Linked DNA regions of Mus musculus: region 2 is linked to region 1. A link is a contact called in ENCODE Hi-C or POLR2A ChIA-PET data. All regions are on one chromosome and are shown on one strand. The core of a region is the stretch at or near the end of the contact, and the rest is flanking DNA. Distances in the headings are between cores, read along the strand shown.

Evidence for each region. Hi-C counts contacts between places; a loop is a spot of excess contacts on that map. ChIA-PET counts read pairs that join two places held with the same protein, here RNA polymerase II (POLR2A).
Region 2: a loop to region 1 is called in a map of left cerebral cortex, with 3 times the contacts of the local background. The contact joins the promoter of Hap1 here to the promoter of Klhl11 in region 1. A Hi-C loop is called at or near these places in 20 of 37 maps with a recorded cell type or tissue (CH12.LX, Patski, T-helper 17 cell and 6 more). POLR2A ChIA-PET finds 5 or more read pairs at or near these places in 1 of 5 experiments (Patski).

The regions. Positions count from the first base shown.
Region 1 is chr11:100,470,792-100,475,440 of GRCm38, reverse strand. Klhl11 (kelch-like 11) reads left to right here and starts at 2,659. Exons shown (of 2, transcript NM_172565.2): 1 at 2,659-3,260. The coding sequence starts at 2,713.
Region 2 is chr11:100,353,244-100,358,060 of GRCm38, reverse strand. It overlaps Hap1 (huntingtin-associated protein 1), which reads left to right and starts at 1,920. Exons shown (of 13, transcript NM_177981.2): 1 at 1,920-2,371; 2 at 3,313-3,389; 3 at 3,699-3,815; 4 at 3,926-4,104; 5 at 4,274-4,373; 6 at 4,451-4,517. The coding sequence starts at 1,984.

The sequences.
Region 1 (4,649 bases), core at 1,410-3,909:
TACACTTCTATACTGCACTTTTTGTTGGTATCAGGATCGGCTCCGAACCCACAGACCTGCGCACCTGTTGCCAAGGCAGCCACCACCATATCCCCAGAATCCACTTGGCAGCTATTATGTCACTATCCAAATAAAAGGAAGACCCCTTTAATTTCTCTTTCGCTGCCACCTCTGCCCTTCTACAGTAAACCTCACATGGAACTGTTTGACCTGGTGTAGTCTGTTTGGAGCCGTGCTTCTAACACAACACTTTCCCCTTAATGAATGGTACCCCATAGCTCTAGCTATTACTCAAGCCAAAAGCTGGAGAGTTGCTCTTCTGCTCTACTGGGTTCCAAGTTCTGTTCATTTACCCTTGAACTCTCCTCTGATCCATATCTGCTCTACTTAATTGGTGCCTTTATTTCCTCTTTTGTCCTGGTACAATCCATCCTCTATCAGTGACATTTAAAAAATCAAGTTGAAGGCTTGCCAGGTGAAGACATTTGCTGCTAAGCCTGACCATGTAAATATGATGTGGAAGGAAAAGTTCTCTAACATTAGGTGTGCAAGGCACATGCAATGACAATACTACACACCTATACTAAAGAATGTAAAAAGAGTTAAAGGCTTTTATTTGTTTGTTTGTTTTTTGGTTTTTTGGTTTTTCGAGACAGGGTTTCTCTGTGTAGCCCTGGCTGTCCTGGAACTCACTTTGTAGACCAGGCTGGCCTCGAACTCAGAAATCCGCCTGCCTCTACCTCCTGAGTGCTGGGATTAAAGGCGTGGGCCACCATGCCCAACTTGTTTTTTTTTTGAGACAGGGTTTCTCCATGTAGCCCTGGCTGTCCCAAAACTCACTAGACTAGCCTGTTCTGAAATTCAAAGATCCTCCATTTCATTCTGTGTTCTTCCAAGGTCGGCAACATCCATTTTTAGGAAATCAGACATAAGTAATTCCTCACCTTCACCCACCTAGCTGAGACTCGGTCTTCTTTTGAGACAGCTCAGGTTGTCTTCCCACAAATGATTCTGCCTTAGCGTCCCAACGGCTGGAGTTACAGGTGTGTGCTACTTTTACCAGCCTAAGACTCAAAGTCTTATGCTTTACTACCTTTTGAAAATAATTTTCTCAGCCCGGTGGAACTTGGGAGGCAGAGGCAGGTGAACTCTGTGAGTTCAAGGCCAGACTGGTCTACAGAGTGAGTTCCAGGACAGTCACCCCTACCTAGCTGAAACCCTGCCTATAAACAAACAGACAAACAAACAAATATTCTGTTTTATGGGCAAAAAATATGGCTAATTGCACCTAACACCAACCAAGTCTAATTAATGACTCAAGTTCGAGTTCTATCCTCTAACGTAGTGATGTTCATTAAATTGTGCTTTGTACTCCACACGAATACCCTACCATAAAAATAAATAAATGTAATTTTTAGGGCTATTTACTTATTGGTGCTGGGGTGACTAAACTGCCCTGGTTTCTTTTTTTTTGTTTTTGTTTTTCGAGACAGGGTTTCTCTGTGTAGCCCTGGCTGTCCTGGAACTCACTCTGTAGACCAGGCTGGCCTCGAACTCAGAAATCTGCCTGCCTCTGCCTCCCGAGTGCTGGGATTAAAGAAGTGCGCCACCACGCCAGGCTTGCCCTGGTTTCTTACATAGCTCATGTTAAATTGGGTGTGCTCGCCGGGCAATGGTGGCGCATGCCTTTAATCCCAGCACTTGGGAGGCAGAGGCAGGTGGATTTCTGAGTTCGAGGCCAGCCTGGTCTACAAAGTGAGTTCCAGGACAGCCATAGCTACACAGAGAAACCCTGTCTCAAAAAACAAAACAAAAAACAAACAAACAAAACAAAACAAAATTGGGTGTGCTCAGGAACATTTTAGTAATCCCAAAATCCAGGAGAAGAATCAGGAGTTCAAAGTCATCCTTAACTACACAGCAAGTGTGTGGCCACCTTGGGCTACATGAGAGACACCTGCAAAAATAAATAACTTTAACGAAGTTATTTTTCTTTATACTGCCCCCCTCCTGGATTGGAAAGATAGTTTAGCAGTTAGGAGTACTCTCTCAGAGAATCAGTTTGATTGTTGGCTCCCAACACCCTTATCAGGGGGGTTTTAACCGCCTTTAACTCCAGCTACTGGGAATCTAACACCTACCTGTCCTCTGTAGGACCTGTGCACAGACACTTTGATAAGAATAAAATTTAAAAATTACTTTCTCTCCAAAGTCAATCGTTTTGTGTTTTAAGACGGGGTTTCTCTGTGTATTCCTGGCTGTCCTTTCTGAGACTAGGTCCTCGAACTCAGGGAGATCAGCCTGCCTCTGCCTCCCAAGTGCTGGGATTGGCACAGGCCAGCAGAGGCAGGGGTAAGGTGGATCTCTGTGAGTTCCAGGCTATCATGGTCTACAAAGTTAAAAAACAAACAAACAAACAAAAAATGTGTGTGCGTGTGATGGCGAGGATACACTCCAAAGCAACATAAAGTAGAAGAAAATTCAACAAAACAAGCACAGGGGGCCACCATAATGGAGGGGCGAGAAAAGGTAGACCTGAGTTTTTTTCTGGCTCCGAGAACTGCGCTTGCCTCGCTAGAGGGCGTAAGCACGGCAGAAGTGCGCAGGCGCGGCTCCGCCCCGCGCGCACTATTTAATCCCAGAATGCCTCTGTGTCGCATCAGACTTGCCGCACCGTTCGGAAGCTGAGGGGGCCGGTACGGCGGCGTCAAGATGGCGGCGGCTGTGGCGGCGGCAGCTGCCGCTGCGGCCGCGGCTGCATCTTTTCAAGTGCTGGAGATGGAGAGCATGGAGACTGCCGTCGCCGGTTCCGCGAGCCTGGCCGCTGAGGTCCGAGGCAGTGGCACGGTAGACTTCGTGACCGGGGCCGGCATCTCTACCCTCGTCGACACGGGCGGGAGCGATCCGGGCCCAGAGGCCGAGGACTTCGAGTGCAGCACTCACTGCTCCGAGTTGTCCTGGCGGCAGAACGAGCAGCGGCGTCAAGGCCTGTTCTGCGACATCACCCTGTGCTTCGGCGGGGCCGGAGGTCGCGAGTTCCGTGCCCACCGCTCGGTGCTGGCCGCTGCCACCGAGTACTTCACGCCCTTACTCTCGGGTCAGTTTTCGGAATCGCGCTCGGGCCGGGTGGAGATGCGCAAGTGGAGCTCAGAGCCCGGACCCGAACCTGACACGGTGGAAGCCGTTATCGAGTACATGTACACCGGCCGCATCCGAGTGAGCACCGGCAGCGTGCACGAGGTGCTGGAGCTGGCCGACAGGTGAGACGACCGTGGGCGAGCGAGGGCTGGGTTGGGGGGTGGGGGGCAGTGTCTGTGGTGCCAGCTCCCTCATTATGCCCGCGACGGGACAGCCACCGCGCCTGGCACTGAGGATGCCCCCTGAGAGTCTAGCTTGTGCGCATTGCACCCCTGAGCGCAGATTTCAGGTGGTAGGGACAAAGGCGATGAAAAACGGTGGGTCGTGTTCGACTCCTGTGATGATGACATTTAAAAAACGGTGAAGGGCTAGCTACGGATCGGAGGAAATGTCATTTAAACCAGCTTCGCAGTGGCAAGAGAAATTGGCCGTACAAAAGGGAATGGGTGCACATTACAGGCTTCCCAAAGGCCTCAGTCAGGGTCCAGGCTGGCTTAGAGAAGAAAGGACGTTAAAAAGAAAATCCAGCGATTCCGGATATGCTGGGTTTAAAGACCAGAGGGTGTGTGTGAGGAATGTTTGGATTTTATTGAGTGTGATGGATGGGAAACTGGGTAGAGAGATTATCTGATTTTAATATTTAAATACGAAATATTTAAATATTTCAAAAGTGAAAAGTGGATTGTGGAAAATGGATTGTGGGGAGCCAGAAAGGACGCCACAGAGGTTGGTTCGGAGGCAGGTGGAGATGCTGGTACTGTTACAAATCCTTTAACACATACCTCTGGAGCGCTAGACACTGACCTCGTTACAGTGCTGGGGGAGGGGGTATATCCAGCAGTGATCAAAACACATGAAAATCCTTTTCCTTATCAAACTCTCTGATGTTTAACAGCGAATATATAGCATGTTGAATAATTATTACAGCTGTGAGGCAGACTGAGGTGTGGGACTGTGCGTCATAGGCCCTAATGGAGAGGAGGTTTTGTTTTTTTATTTCTTTGTTTTGAGACAGGTTCGCACTATGTAATGCTGGTTGTCCTGGAACTCAATCTATAGACCAGGCTGAGAGGAACTATTTTTAAATTGGGCACATAAAGAATGTTCAGAAATCATAGCAAAGGCATATAGGTGGCAAGGTAGTGTGCTTCAGGTAGAGGGAGAAAACAGCGTGGGTTATATAGCTGCATGAAGGAGGCAGGATGAGAGGAGCAAAAGCATCCAAGTGGTGGGGAGGATGGATGGGTCCCTTGGAGCAGTGATGCTCACCCTGCCTAACACTGCAACCCTTCAATACGGCTCCTCATGTTGTGGTGACCCCAACCATAACATTATTTCCTTCCTAGTTCATAACTAATTTTGCTTCTGTGAATATCTGATATTCAGGCTATCTGATATTTGACCCCTGTGAAGGGGTTGCTTGATCCCCAAAGGGGTCACAACCCACATGTTAAGAACCTTTGCCTTAAGGCCTCATGGGCCTGTGAAAGAAGCTGACCTTTCTAAAATTA
Region 2 (4,817 bases), core at 671-3,170, 120 kb after region 1:
GGTCTACAAAATGAGTTCCAGGACAGCCAGGGCTATACAGAGAAACCCTGTCTCAAAAAACTAAAAAAAGAAAAAAAGAAAAAAGAAAAAGAAAAAGAGAAAGAAAAAGAAAAAGAAAAAAAAGAACTTAAGGTTTTCTTTTAGAGGTCTGGTCTTGCTCTGTAACCTTGGCTGCCTGGAACTAGCTATGTTTGAGGGGTATTTAAAAGGCAAATTCAAGCTGGGTGTGACTTGTAATTCCAGCTCAAGAAAGTCTGAAGCAAGAGAATTGAGGCCAGCCTAGGCAACATAGTGAATTTTAAGCTAGCCTGGACTACAGAGTGAGACCCTCTTTCAAAAGCAAAACAAAATTGGGGCGTGTTGGGGATTGGAGAGATGGCTCAGTGGGTGAGAACATAGGCTGCTCTTTCAGGGTTCTGCTCCCAGTTCACAGCCATCTGTAATTCCAGGTCCAGGGGATCCGATGCCCTCTTCTGGCCTCTGTGGAAAACAGGCATGGTAGTGGTGCCCAGATATACAAGCAAGCAAAACACTCATATGCACAAATAAAACTGTATGTCTGTGTGTGTGTATACATACATACATACATACATACATGTGTGTGCGCATGTGTAAACTGTCTCGGTCTGCGTGTAAACATAAAGGCTTGTGTTTGGATCCCTAGCATCCACATGAAGGTCTGGTATGGTGGCACCTGTCTGTAAACCCCGGGGCTGAGGGGTAGGGTGGAGTTAAGTGGATGTCTTGGGGAATCGCTGGCCAGACAGTCTAGTCAAAGTGCTGAACTCCAGATTCAGTGAGGAACCTTGTCTCAAAAAATAAGGTGGCAAGGGACGGACAACAACTGATGTTGACATGGACACCTTCATACACCAGATATAAAAAATAAATAAATAAATATTTTAAAAAACGTAAAGTCAATAGCCTTGTCCACTGGAGGATGGTGGAGAATGGAGAACATCAAGAACGATTTTGAGACTTGAGTCCATGAGTCATCCATCTCCCTTTAGCCTGTCTCCCAGTCTAAAAGCACAGAAATGGCTACTGCCCTCCCTAGCTCCCACCCCTTAAACCAGTTCATTCAGGACTGAGAGCCAGCTTCCAAAGTAGCCATTTTTCTGGGGAGCATACGTCCGTCCATGAGCTGAAGAGCACGGGTAAAGTCGTGGAGACCGACATCGATCAGTTCAGACCCTGGGATAACGGATGTTTTGGTGTGTGTGTGTGTGTGTGTGTGTGTGTGTGTGTGTGTGTGTACACGGGGATCTTGAAGAGTCGTCACAGCGAAACATTTAAGCAGGATCCCCTCCGAAGATGTTCTTTTTGGAATGTTTGAAGAACAGAACAGGTGCTTGCTTGGACTGTAGGGCTTGAGAATTAGGGTTGGAAATAAAGAACGAGTGAACGCACTAAGATGGAAGACGTCCAGGGGCGAGCGCGAGAGTGAGAGGGACCTGTGGATGACACGCAACACGTTGAAAGCCATACCGGAGTTTGGATTTCTCGCTTAGTCTACCTGGGAAGGCACAGGCGTACTGCCTCGATTCTCAGGTCACCTCGGTCTGTACACAATGTTGGGTAGGGCAACACAGAAAGCCCCTGGAAGCTGGGGTGGCGGGAGCGCGCGCGGGGGGCTGAAGGGGGGGTTGTTTCTAGGCAGAAGCTACGGGTCCCTCTACTCAAGTCCAGGGAAGCGGCGGCTTTGGACAGAACCATTCTCAGAAGATGGAAGGGAAGAGAAATCCATCACCGTGGACTCGACCCCACGGAATAAGCTAGGCACTAGTTCATCTCTTTCTTTCTTCTTCTTTTATTTACTTCCTATCTCGTCACCACTGGCTGCTTTCTTGCAGGATCCTGAGTCCTCGGCACCACTAACTGATCAACGGTCACCCCTAGCGCCACGCGTGGTACAGCCCAGTGGAGCCCGCTCCGAGCACAGGTTATAAAGCCCCGGCTGCGGCAGCGGACTGCGGAGTCAAGATGCGCCCGAAAGAGCAGGTGCAGAGCGGTGCGGGAGACGGGACAGGGTCGGGGGACCCAGCAGCAGGCACCCCCACGACCCAGCCTGCAGTTGGTCCCGCTCCGGAGCCCTCGGCGGAGCCCAAACCTGCTCCAGCGCAGGGAACCGGGTCCGGACAAAAATCAGGATCCCGAACCAAGACAGGAAGCTTTTGTCGGTCCATGATCATTGGTGATTCGGACGCACCATGGACCCGCTACGTATTCCAGGGGCCTTACGGTCCCCGGGCCACTGGCCTGGGCACTGGAAAGGCCGAGGGAATCTGGAAGACACCAGCCGCGTACATCGGCCGGAGGCCCGGCGTGTCCGGCCCTGAGCGTGCGGCGTTTATTCGAGAGCTGCAGGAAGGTAAACTGAGTCTCGGGGATCCCGCATTGGGCACTATTTGGGCATCTCCAGGTAGGAGGGGGTGCACCGACTCAGGCGCCCCGCCCCCTTGTGGCTCTTAGTTCCACCTTTCCACCACCCCCGCGAGACCACAGTCTGCGGTGCCGGTTTGGTTTCTCTTTCCCCATCTCCCCCCCCCCCTTTTCCGGTTTCCCGATTATTGTGGGTGCGTCAGGTCCAGAGCTCTCTCGCGCTCTCCGCCCGCCTCTTCGCGCCTGTTGCTGTGGCAGATCTGCGCACTCTCAGTGCCCCCTCCCCGTCTACCGCAGTGCCAGCAGAGGGGCGGGGGCTGCGGGTGCGCTTTGAGCCTGCGCTAGCCCGCAGGAACCAGCCTGCGTGGGTGGGTAGAGGTGTGTGTGTAGGGGAGCCTTTGACCACTACTTGTCCTCAGGGGGTCTGGGTCGTACTTTTCCGAAGCTGGAATGAAGAGGGAGGAGTGGGCGGGGCACTGGGCTTCTGTCCCTCCTCTTCTGGGCGGGGGCAATTTTAGGCTCAGGTGCCCGCTTCTGGGTGCTGAAGAAGTCTACTTGGCCCTCCTGTGACAAGCAACAGGTTTAGGATGGGTGACTGCATTTGTTTTTATGATCGAGGAGACTCCAGTGATGGCTAAGATGCCGATTGGGGGTGGGCATGATGAGCCCAGTATTTTCCCTGACTTCTTATCTCGAGGGGCCCAGAGACCCAGGGGTCTTGAGAGTCCAGTTCCTGAGCCCAGAGGATGGTTTTGCCTTTACAGCATCCAGGCCCCTCCTGAGAAAGCAGGAGTGGGGAGATCCGGAGCTGTGGAGAGGGTGTTAGGGCCAGATGGAGTGCAGTCTCACAATCTTTGTTGTGAGGGGTGTAGTGGTCTATGGGCAGCCTCGGCTCCTTTCCCTGACCCACTTGGGCCTTTCCTCCTGCAGCGTTGTGTCCTAATCCACCACCCACGAAGAAGATCACCGAAGATGATGTCAAAGTGATGTTGTATTTGCTGGAAGAGGTGGGTACCGCCTTCCTCACTCAGGCCAGCCCTCATTTTAACTCTGCCCTACAGGACTTCGGGCTTTTGTCTGTTTTCTTCTTGCCTGGGAGCCAACTTGAAGGCCCCTTTCCTGGAAGGCAAGTAGATTACAGAGGACCAATCTGGACTGATCTTATCAGACCCAGGAGATGGTTAATAGTCTTTGGTACTTGGATGACTGGGTGCTGGAGAGATAGTCTTCTTGTGACCTAGCCCTGGTTTCTCCCTCCTGTTTGGGAGGTCCCGGAAACTTCGAAGGAATTGGAATGGTTGGCTCTTCTTTTGCAGAAAGAACGGGACCTGAACACAGCCGCCCGGATCGGCCAGTCCCTGGTGAAACAGAACAGTGTCTTGATGGAGGAGAATAATAAGCTGGAAACCATGCTGGGCTCAGCCAGGGAGGAGGTATCTGGGTTCCTAAGGACCAGGGAGAGTTCCGTGTGTCCCCTCCCCAGACTAGCACCCGTTCTGCCCCCTTGTGCTCATCTTTCCGTGGCTTCTCTCCCCTGCCCTAGATTTTACATCTCCGGAAGCAGGTGAACCTGCGAGATGACCTTCTTCAGCTCTACTCAGACTCTGATGACGATGATGATGAGGAAGACGAGGAAGACGAGGAAGAGGGCGAAGAGGAGGAACGAGAAGGACAGAGGGATCAAGACCAGCAGCACGACCACCCCTATGGTGCCCCCAAGCCGTACGTGTTCGGCCTTTGTGCCCGGGATCATCCGTTCTCTGAGCCTCAGTTGCTCGTTTATAAATGGGCATGGGCCTGCTGACACTGTCATTGCTGGGGAAGCCTTGGGGACTGGGATCCTCCAGCCCTTACAGTCTGACTCTCATCATCGCCCTCCCCCCCCTGCCAGACACCCTAAGGCTGAGACAGCGCACCGCTGCCCACAGCTGGAAACCCTGCAGCAGAAGCTCAGGCTTCTGGAGGAAGAGAACGACCACCTGCGAGAGGAGGTGAGGACAGTGAGGAGGGCGCGCCCTTGGGCAGGGGATGGTGACAGCCTCACCCCTTCCTTTTTCCCTTCCTCCAGGCCTCCCACCTTGACAACCTGGAGGACGAAGAGCAGATGCTCATTCTGGAATGTGTGGAGCAGTTCTGTACGTGTGACACCGTTAATTCAGAGGAGGGCACTGTCCCAAGAGATGAGAGGATGAGCTAAGGGTTTGGAGCCTGGAGAGCAGAGCTGAGGTCCTGGCTCTGGGACTTGGCCGCTGTGGTAGCCCAGACAGATTCCTTGGTTTCCCTGAACCTTCATCTTTAGAATGAGGACTGATAGCCACGGCCTGCTCCTCATCTTCTCAGGGTTTTGAGAACCATTGTTGAGCGTGGTGGAAGCTCACCTGGAACCTCAGCACTCAGGAGTCAGAGACAGGAGGGTCAGGTGTTGAAGACCACCT